Linked DNA regions of Mus musculus: region 1 is linked to region 2. The links are chromatin loops, found by intact Hi-C in ENCODE. Cell type or tissue: left cerebral cortex. All regions are shown on one strand. Each heading gives the region's core, and the rest is flanking DNA. Links, peaks and the distances in the headings are about the cores only.

Region 1 (5,000 bases), core at 1-5,000, 220 kb before region 2:
CAAAAGAAAAGAAGAAAGAGGGAGGGAGGAGGGATGAAGAGAAGGAGGGAGAGAAGAAGGGAGGAAAGGAGACAGAGAGACAGAGTCAGACAGACAGAGACAGAGAGAGATGGGGATAGAGAGACAGAGAGAAAGACATTTTTAAAACTAAATCAGGTTTATAAAAGTTTCCCTGTTAAGGACATTTTCCGGCCAGCTGCAGACCCTTTAGTAACCCCACCACCACACACACACACACACATATACACTTGCTGTCTGTCACTCAGTTAGTTATCTACTACAAAGTAACACACTCCACTCAACGAGTGCCTGGATTATCTGGACTGTAAGATCTGAAATCCTGGGGCCGGAATCTCAGAGCTTTGTATTAACAGACAGTCTTTAGCAATCCATCACTAACGGGCAGTGTACAGAGGTGGCCTGAGAGTCCATAGGTCTCTTTGAAGCCACCACAGCTCTGCACACCCCCAGAGCCCCTAACTCTTGCCTCTTAAGTATAGACTACAAGATACCAGGCTTATACACAACAAAGTAGAAGAAAAATCAGAAGGACCTTAAAACAAAATTTCATTTAGTGTTTTCTACCATACTTGTAAGTGTCCAATTTCATGACAGCACGGCCCGGAGCCGTGCTGTGGTGGTTTAAGATCCAGGGAAATAATCCCAAGGCGAGAATGTGAGGACACGAAATCCTGTAGTGATGTGGGCAGTGGTGGGGGTGTCTCTGGAAGTGACAATGGGGGAAGAGAAGAAACAAGACAGGAATGGGAAACTCACACCTCCGAGTCACCCCAAGCAAGAGTGAGGGAGCTAGCTTGTCTCCTCCAACGCTCATGCCCATCTGTCACCAGATGGGAGCCGCTGCCAGGGACACTGGCTTCCTTCTAGTTTTGGATCTTCCAGGACAAGAGAAAGCCCTCCAGGGGAGAACGGCTGATGCTTACTGAGGCCAGAGGATGCTGAGTAGTATGTTAGTCTGCTTTGTATCACTATAATGATACCCAACACGGGGTGCTCAGTAAAGAGGTTTGTCTAGTTCACTCTTAGAGGCTGAATCCCAAGATCAGGTGGTCCAGTCTGTTTGGCCTGTGACAAGTTGTTCCTCTCACCCCGACCCCCACTGCTACATAACAATGTGAGAGAGAAACAGAAAAGGAAATCACGGCCTAAAGAGACGGCCAAGCACATGGACTGGCCTTACACTAGAAGAATTCATTCTAGCAAGACTATGTCCATGAGATGAGGGCCTTCTGCGGGTAAGAGAGCTACCTCACCAGCTCCCATCTCACCTCTGCCACAGTGGGGACCAAATTTCAGCACACACACACTCAGCTGTATCTGAACCAAACAGGGGTGTGAGCAGAACACAGACAGCTTTCACTGTAGTAAGCTTTGGATTGGGGTTCCCCTCTGTGTGCTTAACCACACATCCTCAGACAAGTAAGTCTCTGCCTCAACACCACCAGATATATGAACATCAAGCCCAGCCAAATGCTAGCAATCGCCATGCTGGCTATGTAGGAAGCCTTAGAGATATGGCGTTATCGTATTTTCTCAGTTGTGTAGCCCTGGCACACAAGTGGGACTCTCTATGTAAACCAGACTGTCCTTGAACTCACAGAGATCTACCTGCTTCTGCCTCCTCTCAAGTGCTGGGATCAAAGGCAGGCACCACCACATCCAGTTTCTCTTTGCTGTGACCAAATACCAGACAGAAATAAAGAGAGTAATTTGTTTAGGTGCTTATAGTTTCAGAGACGTCTGTCCACAGTGAGAGGCAATGACTAGAAGTTCAATCAATGGTCACCAGGAAGGAGGAAAAAAGGGATCCAGGAGAGGCTAAGGCAAGACACAGTGTCCAAAGACAGTTACCAAGTTCTCTCAAGGGGCCAAGCCGCTGAGTAGGTCAGAGTCCCTCAGATGTATCTCATCGTTCCTGGAAATACCCTCAAAGGCCGACTTACTTGTTCATTACTAACTCGCCGGGCATTTCTCAAGCCAGACAGATTGAAATTAAGATTAGCCACGCTAGTGTAGGGAATGTGGAATTTAGAATCACATCAGTGCTACAACATGTAAGGACTTCAGACCACACTTTGGCCAGCTTCCTCATTTCACGAAAGAAGCTTAAAGATGAGGGAAGTACTTATCGCAAGAGAGTATGGAAGGGGGAGCGTGTGTGTGTGTGTGTGTGTGTGTGTGTGTGTGTGTGTGTGTTTGTAGTATGGATATGTGTGTTGTGTGGGTTTATGTGGTATGTTTGTATATGTGTGGTGTGTGTGTGTGTAGTTTGTGTGTATGTGTGTGTAGTATATACAGTGTGTGTAGTGTGTATGTATGTACAGTGTGTATAGTATGTGCAGTGTGTGTGTGTGTGTGTGTGTGTGTGTGTGTGTGTGTAATGTGCATAATACTGGGTTAGAGAGTGGCTGCAACAGACTTGCACACTGGGTACCGCTCCACGTGCAGTGTTCCCTCCAGCATCTTGGACTGACTGCCTCCGAATTACTCATAGACTACAGATCCAGAAGGGAGACTGAATTGTCACTCTCTCCTTCAAGGGCTTTTCTATTACCATGAATTAGGAGTGGCTGCCATAGTGCTGCATTCAGAAAGAGTCTGAGGATGGGGTGCCTCAGGCCAGGCATGTAACTGATTCCAGTGTCTATTGAGTGCATGTGTACTTGCTAAAGAAGGAGGTAGACACATGGAATAGTGATCCTGAAGCTAATGCCAAAGGATTAAAGAAACTAATATATTCATTTGATTGCAATAATAATATATACTTGCTATAGGAATATATAAAGATATAAATAAAATTAGTAAGTATATTTAAGCAGATTAAAAAATAAAGTTGGAGGTCCTGGAGAGATGGCTCGGTGGTTAAAAGCACTTGCTGCTCTTGCTGAGGACCAGGGTTCCATTGCCAGCACTCACATGTTGCTATGCAACCATCTGTAACTTTAGTTCAAGGGGGTGCAATGCCCTCTTCTGAGCTCTTCAGGCACGAGGCATACATGTAGTGCAGGTACACATGTGCAGGCAAAGTATTCATCCACATACAATAAAATGAAGACTCATTTTTTAAAAAAAAAAGGAGGAGAAAGCTGACTCTGGAATTGACTCAGAGTCTCAAGGACGACAAGCAGAAACCTGAGAGAAAGACAGGAAGCTGAAAATGGGTGTAAGTTGAGTATTTTACTTGCTGTCTTCACTCATACCTGGATACAGAATGGTGTAGGTACTCAGTGTTTGTGTGTGCAAGGGAGGTGGGGTAATAAAGTCTCCCAAGTTGACCTATATAACGAGACCCTTTCAAGGAAAACATCAGCAGGAGTTTTCACACAATTAGAGGCTGGTTCTAGAATGTATCTGGAAGCAGATCAAAACGCATGGGGGGCATTTCTGGACGAGTAAGAAGAAGAGTCTTACAGCTAATTATATAATCCATAATTGCCTTTCAACTAATTATGAAACTGTGTATTCATTACTTTGCTCCTCGCTGTGACGAAACACTTGAGAAAGGCAACTTAAGGACAGGAGCATTTATTCTGCTTCAGGGTTTGAGAGGACAGGCCACCTTTGGGGAAGTCATGGCAGTCAGAACATGAAGCAGCTGGTCATATTGTGTCCACAGTCTCGAATCAGAGAGAGGTGAATGCCAGAGTTCCACCCTCTCTTTTTTATTCAGCCTGATGCCCCAGCCCATAGAATGATGGCATCCATGCGCAGGGCAGGCTTTTTCATCAGTAAGATCATGCCACATATATCTTCACGTGCTTCTGCGTTCTGTGAAACTGACGATCTAGAATAGCCATCACAAGTCTGCTTCCTGTCACCATTACACTAAGACACTTCTCTTCAAAGCATAGCATTTTATTCTTGGCCCTGAAGCCATGAAGCTTCATCACATAATGGAGAATGCATTTAGCCACCCTTCTCATTTCTAACAATTTGCTTGTTCATATGTTTTGGTTTGGTTTTTTGTTGTTGTTGTGTTTTTTGAGACAGGGTTTCTCTGTCTCGCCCTGGCTGTCCTGGAACTCACTCTGTAGACCAGGCTGGCCTCGACCTCAGAAATCCACCTGCCTCTGCCTCCCAAGTTGTTCATATATTTATTCAGTGTGTGGGCACCAAGCATGCACACAGAGGTCAGAGGATAACTTGTGGCAGTTAGCTTTCTTCTTCAATGATGTGGGCCTCAGGAATCAAACCCATGATTGTCAGGCGTGGCGGCAAGTGCCCATCTCAGGCAAGCCATCCTGCTATTCCTGTTTAGCCCATTTCTGTAAGTCCTTATCATTTCCAACTTCCATTTCTTGCTCAGAAATGTAAGTGTATGGTGTCTCCGGAAACAATTTCTTAGCTATGAGCTACTGTTTACAAATAAAAGTGATGCACTTCTAATATACAGCGGCACAGAGTAAATGCTCCCATTCTAAAAGGGAGGAATGGGCCACAGATTGAACCAAATTGAGACCAAAGCCCAGCAAAGCAGACGCCAAACCCCGCAGCTTCATATCTAGCCTCATGATGGAATCACCCAGCCTCCACCATCCTCAGCAGCAGTATTCCTCCAGCTCTTCCACATGCAGCACACAGAACCAATCTCTGAGGGTGGTCCCAACCTTTCCTTTGCCAATGTCTTATGACTCCAGGATTGTCAATCTCGGACATCTCCATGGCAACTTGGCAGCTTGGCCTTGACAGATGCTGCTTGACTCAGTGGATTTCTAGAACCTCAGCTCAAGCCTCCTTGACTTCCTTAAACATTTGTCTCTTGCATGCTTGCAAAACCAGCGCTATGTGTGTTGCATTGCTAAATTCCATTGGCAGCTTGAGATGAGGTCCATTGGTCCAGAACCGAAGCAGCTTCTATGCGCCCTTGGTGCTGTGTCTGAGAAAACATTCTGAGGGCAGTTGTTTTACCTTCAGTGGGATTCTCAGTTCAGGCACTCTCCTTTCAAATTCATTTGCATTTTAGTTGCTTTAGTGCAGAG
Region 2 (8,264 bases), core at 1,399-6,398:
TCCATGAGATCATAATTTAATTGCAGACCTAGTAAGAGAACAGTGTTTTCATTTGCTGAGTCTTTCTTGCCTGGAGAAATCAAAGACTCTTAGAGGTATGGATCAGAAGAGACAATGGGGACTAACTTGTGCTTTGAGTTTTTTGTCTTTTTGTTTGTTTGTTTGTTTGTTTTTATGATAGGTGAGACAAGAAAATAGTGATTGTCAAGGAGTCCCTTGTGTAAAAGCCCAAAAAAACTTAACCAAAATATGTGTAGATTCACACATATTTAGTGGTATCTCTAGTTGCAGTTAATGAACTGATCAAATAATCGAATTTAAGTCATGCTCTCTTTTTAAAGCCAAACCATGAATTTCTTGGGGTGAAGTGGTAGAGAAAAGGGAATTGATTGAGTTGCTAGGGCCAAAAACCTCATTTCCTTTCACCCCCCTTTAGGAAGGGAAGAGGGCTCTTCTCAGAGTACTAAGTCTAAGCTTGACTGACCGCACTCTGCAAGCTGTCTAGCAAAGGAGAGACTTATGGAGAGCGCTAGAGCCAGAGACCAGTCCTGGAAAACCCATTCCCTCCTAGGCAATGGAAAAACTGTTCTAGGCCCCACCTACCCACACAGGGCCGATGTGGATCCCACCCCTGCTCCTGATTATGTCAAGGGGGATAATATGTCCTTTTATTCTGTGACATGCCTTTCTGATGGTGAGTAGACATGCTTCCTATCTTAATAGACGTAGACTCCCTAATCACTGAGGGGTATGAGGTGGTCTCACCAGAACCACAAAGACATCTGAGGTGAATCTCAGCCCCAGGTGCTAGTCAGGAGGGTGGGGTCAAAATCAGGAGGGTTGATCAGAGAATTTATGAGGTGAAGCTAGGCACAAACACCTGTGGACCTTCCACCCCTGGGTCCATTAACCTGTGTCCAGGCTTAGTGATGCTGCCCTGAAAATTCCATGAGCTAATTCGTAGTCAGTGTTGTGGTGTGCAGTGGTTGTAGCATGTGGACTGGGTAGAGTAGAGGAGAGAGAGTTTAAGTGTGCATGGGCTTTGGCTAGATATACTAGCAAAGTTGTTAAAAACAAAAACAAAAACAAACATCTTTCCCTAGCTGTAGCACCTCCATCCCCCCAGCAGGCCCCAGTGAGACTCCACACTGCACTCCTGTGTTTCTGGAGAATGGAGTCTTGACCCATTTCCTAATACCTGGCAGCCCCACCCCTACCTTGGGAGGAAAGTGTTGTCCTTTTTTTCCCCTGCCATTGTGAGCTGGCTCCTTGGAGGTATTTTTGCAAAGGATGACTCTTAGTAAGGTACAGTACTGAGTTCACAAACCACCTAGGTAGGTGTTTGACATATTATACACATAGATGATGTGAACACACACATATTGTAACACATATTTTTATATAAGGATACAACGTATGACTAGAAACAGAAGGATAAAGAAAGGAAAGAGGTGGTTGGATCTTGCGTTATTTGCTGGTGTGGTGCTGACAAAGAATGTCTTTGATTCCTTCTGCCATTTCATTATCTACGAAATGGTCTTGAAATCACCTCTCCTAGAACTGCAAGAGCCCAGACATAGTAAATACTCGATAAATATTACTCATTTTCATTGGCATTCTTAATTTTCAAAATTTTCTGTACCCCTTGAAGCCTTACAACGTGTATTTACAATGCTTGTGTACATTTTAGCATCACCCTAAGCTCCTGAGTAGCAGCCGTTCTTCAGTACTTGGAGCATAGAGATGAGGACCCCTGAGCAGCAGAGTAAAGGTCAGAGTTTAGAACAGAAGGTTGGCCTCCCCAGCACCTGGGTGGGCTGTGGGCTCTGTCACAAAGGGGAAGATGCTGCCACACTTGCGCTGAGCAGTCAGCATCAGGAGCCGTGTCTGGGTTTATGTGTAAGGGCTGTGCACCAGCCCTTTGCATGCGGTCTTCTGTCAGCACCAGGGATACCGTGGGTGAGACACTGTGCTGCAAGTCTTGCTTCTCATTGTGAGGAAGTCTCCAGTTACTTTTCTCTCTTAACTAACATCTATGTGTGGTTACTCCAGACCTGAGAGAAACAAATGAAAAGACAGTGAGGCTGGTTCGGTTACTTATAACTAATTAGGTGTTTCTTAATCACCTTCCTCTCCTCGGAGACAAGACGCGCTATAAATAGGCAATGATAACAGTACTACTATGTTTAATTGAAATGGAGTTTTTGAAATGTAATTAATTTAGTAACAATAACTTTAAACAAGCATTCAGTGCTCTAGATGGCCCATAAACAGGAAAGAGTGAAGTTCCTGTCACTCTCAAAAAGTAACTTGCTCTCTGGAAAAAAAAAATGTCTTTAAGCAGCTCAGGTTCACCTTTCCTTTTGTAGACTGAGTCAGGCCAGGTTTGAGCCGTTCTCCTCACTATCCTGTAAGTAAAGTATGACCTCTAAGTTCTCTGTCTTAAAGCTCAGAGACTGAAGGACACAGAAGGATCCGGCCTGGGTTACATATCAAGGCAGAAACCAGTAAAGACTGTATCCCACAGGACTGTCATGGCGGCCCACAGATCCTGTCAAAGGTTCCTCTCAGCTCCCAGACTGCCCATCCCTTCACTTAGCCACACCCCTTCACTTAGCCACACCCCTTCACTTAGCCACACCCCTTCACTTAGCCACACCCCTTCACTTAGCCACACCCCTTCACTTAGCCACATCCCTTCGTGCTGTCCCTGCTCTAGAGGATATTGAGTGCACTGTGCACCTAAGTTCCAAGCTGCCTGGACTGTGCTATAGTTAGTTTAGAAAAGCAGAGGGTAAGAGGCTGACATGACCAAAGGCCCAGCAAAAGGATGGTGTTTCTGAGCCTTCATCTGTAAGGTCAGGACGTTGTAAGACACTTCCCGCAGTGCACTAGTTTAATGTGTGAGAATACACATACAATTCCCCAGAGTGATCACCTGAACATAACAGGTTGATCGTTAAATGGACTATTAAGAGAATTGGTACATTTTATATGTACATGAATTTGCTTTCCTGGTACTCTCCATATGGAAAATCACAACAAGAAACACTTCTTGAGCTGGTAGAAATTATATAGCTTGGGTGGGGTTAGCTTTATAATCGCATGGAGTTCCTTTTCAGCATATAAGTTCTGTTTCAATGTTCATATTTCAACATTTTTGTTTCCCTTGTGAATATAATATTGTGCAGAATTAGAGATAGTACAAAATCAAATCTAAAATTCTTTACATTTTTGGAAATTCTGTTTGAAAATAACATTTTTTTTAAAAAGCACTTTTATTTTTAATATTTTGGTTAAAACTGAACTGAAGTTTAAAACTCAGGAATTTAAAATGTATCTAGGAGTTTATAGTGAAATAAATATCTCAGTACACCGATTTTATAACTATTTATTTGGGGACAGTTAGAAGCCCTGGATCTTTTGAGCCCTTCTTTGTTTCTCTTAGGCTGTTCTGTATAGCAGGGTGTGCTCGTGGCCCATGTGCATTCGAATTTAGATCTCCAAGCTGCACTGTTGGGACTCTTGTGGGGTTTGCTGTCTACATCTCCATCCCTGCCCAACTGATTTTCTTTGAGATTTTCTTTGGTTTTTTTCTTTGAGGAATGAATTTTTCTCCAAGTTTCCTCTTTATGTTCTTCCCCTTATCCCAGCTTCCTTCTCTCCACCTTCCTGCCTAGCAAATGTGTATTACTAAGGACTTCTAGTGGCTAACTCTGGAAGTGCTTCTCAGAAAAAAAATTACAAATATAAACAGTTAGTCTATCCACTTTCATAAACTATCACTGCAACTGGCAAGAATCTTGCAAGAATCCTGGCTGGCTTTTAAAATAATTCTGACTGCATGATACTATTCATTCTTATAACACTTTTACTGAATTCAGTTGATTATTTCAGTATAAAGAACCTGTGCTATAATGTGTATTAAAAGCATTTGATGTTACCTTCTGTTTATGAGAGTCAGTTCAGAAACTGTCTTGAAGTTTCATCTGTAAATGAGATTTCTAAATATGCGAATGAATTTAGGTGTACATTAGAGTGATAAGTGATAGAAATAGTTACTGTGGTCAGAGAGGCTTTTTATATTTTGGAATTCCAGCCATATAAAATGGAGTGTTATTGCTGTGCAAGCTGCAATCTAGTGCATAAGAGGTTCGGGACGTGCCGTGGCTTGGATGAAGGTTTTTGTGCCATGAAAGTCTCTTCTAGTCCCTGAAAACCACCCATGGATGATATAAAAGGTTAGAGCAGATTGGAAAGGTAGAGAATTCTTAGCTTTCTGGGCTGGGACCAGGGGCTACTCACAACTCCCAATCCACTGCATATTGACTTATCACTGGACATCATCTCCCGCAAGGTGTGAGAACAACTGAGTGCATTATGGAAGCAGGCTTGTGTGATACCACCACTAAGCTTAGGTTGAATATGACAGAAAATGGATTAAAATTGCACTTCATTAAAGCAAGCAAGAAAAAAAAATCTTTAGAAGTATTCTCCCTCTGTACTGAGTGCTGGGATTGTACTTGATTTGAAAATGCAAATTTGTTCCCAATTGATACGTTTAAGAACATTTTGCAAATAACTTAAAATTTCACACTTCCTTATGTGCAGTTTTGTCTGTAAGTAACACTAGGTGAACCAGAAAACGGTTCCCGGGTGAACTGAGTGTTAAGTCCCTGCCAGTTCCCTGGGTTCCGTGAGTCTGTTTGAACCTCTAGGCATCCATGTGTGTTACTGTGATCTGACTGGTCTGTGAGATTTCAGGTGCCCTTCTTGCAGTACCTCACAGCAGCTCACGGCACAAGCTGTAGCCTTCAGTGCCCACTTCTGCTTCAGGGCTTTTTCAAGGTCTGTTGTGCTGCTGTCATCTGTTGGTATTTAGTTGATTTGTGTGGTTTTAGGTTTTTCAGTGTTGTGCCCTTAACCTCACTTTCCTTATAAAGCCCTGTATTTTTAATTGTGCATTTTTATATAATGTAGTGATATTTCCAGGGCTGCATATGCAGCGTTATTACAGAACTGTTGATATTGCAGTTGCATTCTCCACAATTACCAGCATTACCAGATGTCAGTGCAGAGCTCTCAGGATGATGAACTCAGCTTCTGTCCAGAGACTCTCACGTCACCATAAGTGAACATTGCGTGATACCCTTGCTCTTTCTGGCCACTCCTGTGTTTAGAATTTGGTTTTGCTTTGTACTTGTTAACTTGGTGACTCTAGTTGAAGCATTACCATGAGGCTCATTTATCTTTTAACTAGTATTTTTTATTAATTATTTGAGAATTTCAAATAATATATTTTTATTATGTTCACCCCAACTCTTCCCCAGATCCATGCCCAGTCGCCCAGTCCCTCTCCCTCCCTCCTTCCTTCCCCCCTTGTCTTCCTCCCCTGCCCCCTCCTCTCTCCTATTTTACTCAAGTACTCTTGGGTATGGGGACAGCAATGGAGAGTATGTCAACCTCCTAGGAGACCCATAAAGAAAACTGACTCTTGCTCTTGTAAAGCTATTGCAGGCAATAACCCCTCAGGTAGGTAGTCCCAGCTTCGTGCTTTGCCGTCTAATGCTGAGATTTTCTTCCCAGCCTGAGCATGCACACATTTTGTTCATGCTATCATAACCACTGTGCATTTATATGTTCATCTGCTCGAGTGTACCTGGAAAGCACTGCTTACTGATAACTATCTGTCACCTCTGGCTCTTACAGTCTTTGAGCTCCCTCTTTCTCAGTGGTTCCTGGAGGCCCATTTATCTTTTAAAGTTCCTTCTTCACAAATTCAAACAAATTGTAGCCACAGTATTGGCAGAGAATATTTAAATTTTCCAAATTTCAGAGCTAAGCTTTGCCTAATTTCTAGCTAGTGATGGAGATCCTCACAAGACTTCCTCATTGCTCTCATTGCCTCCTTCCCTGATGATTATCTGTGATTGTGAAAGTTTACTTTGATCACAACACAACCTGCCTTCAGTGATCAGGGCACATCCTGCTTACAGTGATCATAGGACATCCTAACTGCAGTGATCATAGGACATCCTGCCTACAGTGATCATAGGACATCCTGCTTACAGTGATCAGGGCACATTCTGCCTACAGTGATCATAGGACATCCTGCCTACAGTGATCATAGGACATCCTAACTGCAGTGATCATAGGACATCCTGCCTATAGTGATCATAGGACATCCTGCATACAGTGATCATAGGACATCCTAACTGCAGTGATCATAGGACATCCTGCCTACAGTGATCATAGGACATCCTGCCTACAGTGATCATAGGACATCCTAACTGCAGTGATCATAGGACATCCTGCCTACAGTGATCATAGGACATCCTGCCTACAGTGATCATAGGACATCCTGCCTACAGTGATCATAGGACATCCTGACTGCAGTGATCATAGGACATCCTAACTGCAGTGATCATAGGACATCCTAACTGCAGTGATCATAGGACATCCTAACTGCAGTGATCATAGGACATCCTGCCTATAGTGATCATAGGACATCCTGCCTACAGTGATCATAGGACATCCTGACTGCAGTGATCAGGGCACATCCTGCCTACAGTGATCATAGGACATCCTGCCTACAGTGATCATAGGACATCCTAACTGCAGTGATCATAGGACATCCTGCCTACAGTGATCATAGGACATCCTGCCTACAGTGATCATAGGACATCCTGCCTACAGTGATCATAGGACATCCTGCCTACAGTGATCATAGGACATCCTGCCTACAGTGATCATAGGACATCCTGCCTACAGTGATCATAGGACATCCTGCCTACAGTGATCATAGGACATCCTGCCTACAGTGATCATAGGACATCCTAACTGCAGTGATCATAGGACATCCTAACTGCAGTGATCATAGGACATCCTAACTGCAGTGATCATAGGACATCCTGCCTACAGTGATCATAGGACATCCTGCCTACAGTGATCATAGGACATCCTGACTGCAGTGATCAGGGCACATCCTGCCTACAGTGATCATAGGACATCCTGCTTACAGTGATCATAGGACATCCTAACTGCAGTGATCATAGGACATCCTGCCTACAGTGATCATAGGACATCCTGCCTACAGTGATCATAGGACATCCTAACTGCAGTGATCATAGGACATCCTGCCTACAGTGATCATAGGACATCCTGCCTACAGTGATCATAGGACATCCTAACTGCAGTGATCATAGGACATCCTGCCTACAGTGATCATAGGACATCCTGCCTACAGTGATCACAGCTCTTCCTGACTAAGTGATCAAGAGTTTATGATGAACCCTAAGTTCTACCGTGTAGATTTCCACACTTCATCCAGGCTGTTGCTTTTCTCCTTTCCACCCATGAGCTCTGCTTTCCATTAATATGGATTGAGACAAAGGATATTTTTCACTGTTTAAATTCTACCCTACCTCTTATACTTCCAAGAAACCTATTTGTAGTAGCACCCCTGGTATATTTTGTTTTTTTGTTTGAAATGGCTCTTGGAACTCTTTAGGCTCTTCTGAAAGTTTTATTTTAGGTTTCCCCTTATATTTTCTATAATTTCGTTGTGAAGACTCTGGAAGTAGAGGTGAAGTGTTATGAAGAAGCCAGTCAAGTTAGCCTGGAAACAATTTGTTATTTAAAATCATATTATCATAGTGGTCTTGAAAAAGGTTAATGACCACAACTCTTGCTGATGATGTAGGCTTTTTAAAGATAGCTAATTCCCTGGCTTCTCAATGTGGATAGCAAGATGAATGGAGTTCCATTGCAAACATTCCCCACAGCAATTATCTGTTCATGCCCCAGTTCCCTATAACTTTTATTATGTCCAGGTATTACCAGCCATGTTAGGAGCTGGGTATGGTGACAAACACCTTTAATCTAGCACTCAGGAGGCAGGGCCAAACAGATCTCAAAAGTTTAAGGCCAACCTGGTGTTTACCGTTGGTTCCAAAATAGCAAGGGCTACATAGAGTCCTGTCTCCAGGGAATTAAAAAAAAAAACGAAAAAGAGGCTATGTCATATGTATGTGTGTTGTGTGGTTGTGCAAGTTTATCTTTAAATTGTGTGTGTGTGTGTATGTGTGTGTGTGTGTGTGTGTGTGTGTGTGTGTGTGTGTGTGCATTGAATTGTGAATGAGTTATAGGTGCCAGAGAATCCAGAATTATTGGATCCTCCTGGAGCTGGGTACAGACAGTTTTAAGCCTATATTAGAGTTGAGCATACTTGTTATTTCCGAGACTTTCCTAATGCATTAGTGTTA

The links. Hi-C counts contacts between places; a loop is a spot of excess contacts. Peaks named below come from ENCODE experiments on the same cell type or tissue, not always from the same donor. Only the 100,000 strongest peaks of a DNase experiment are listed, where the experiment ranks them.
Region 1: a loop joins it to region 2, with 3 times the contacts of the local background. A loop is called at or near these places in 10 of 42 quality-filtered maps.

What each region holds. Positions count from the first base shown.
Region 1 is chr17:50,407,968-50,412,967 of GRCm38, forward strand. No RefSeq gene overlaps it. Among named protein-coding and RNA genes, the nearest start is that of Gm31015, 14 kb to the right of the region's middle. In left cerebral cortex, for the core only: no CTCF peak of the experiment used is centred there; DNase peaks (open chromatin) are centred at 366, 783, 2,116, 2,501 and 1 more place; H3K27ac peaks cover 1,616 bases.
Region 2 is chr17:50,625,220-50,633,483 of GRCm38, forward strand. All of the region lies in intron 3 of Plcl2 (phospholipase C-like 2), which reads left to right. Among named protein-coding and RNA genes, the nearest start is that of Plcl2, 120 kb to the left of the region's middle. In left cerebral cortex, for the core only: a CTCF peak has its summit at 3,716; DNase peaks (open chromatin) are centred at 3,718 and 4,736; H3K27ac peaks cover 222 bases.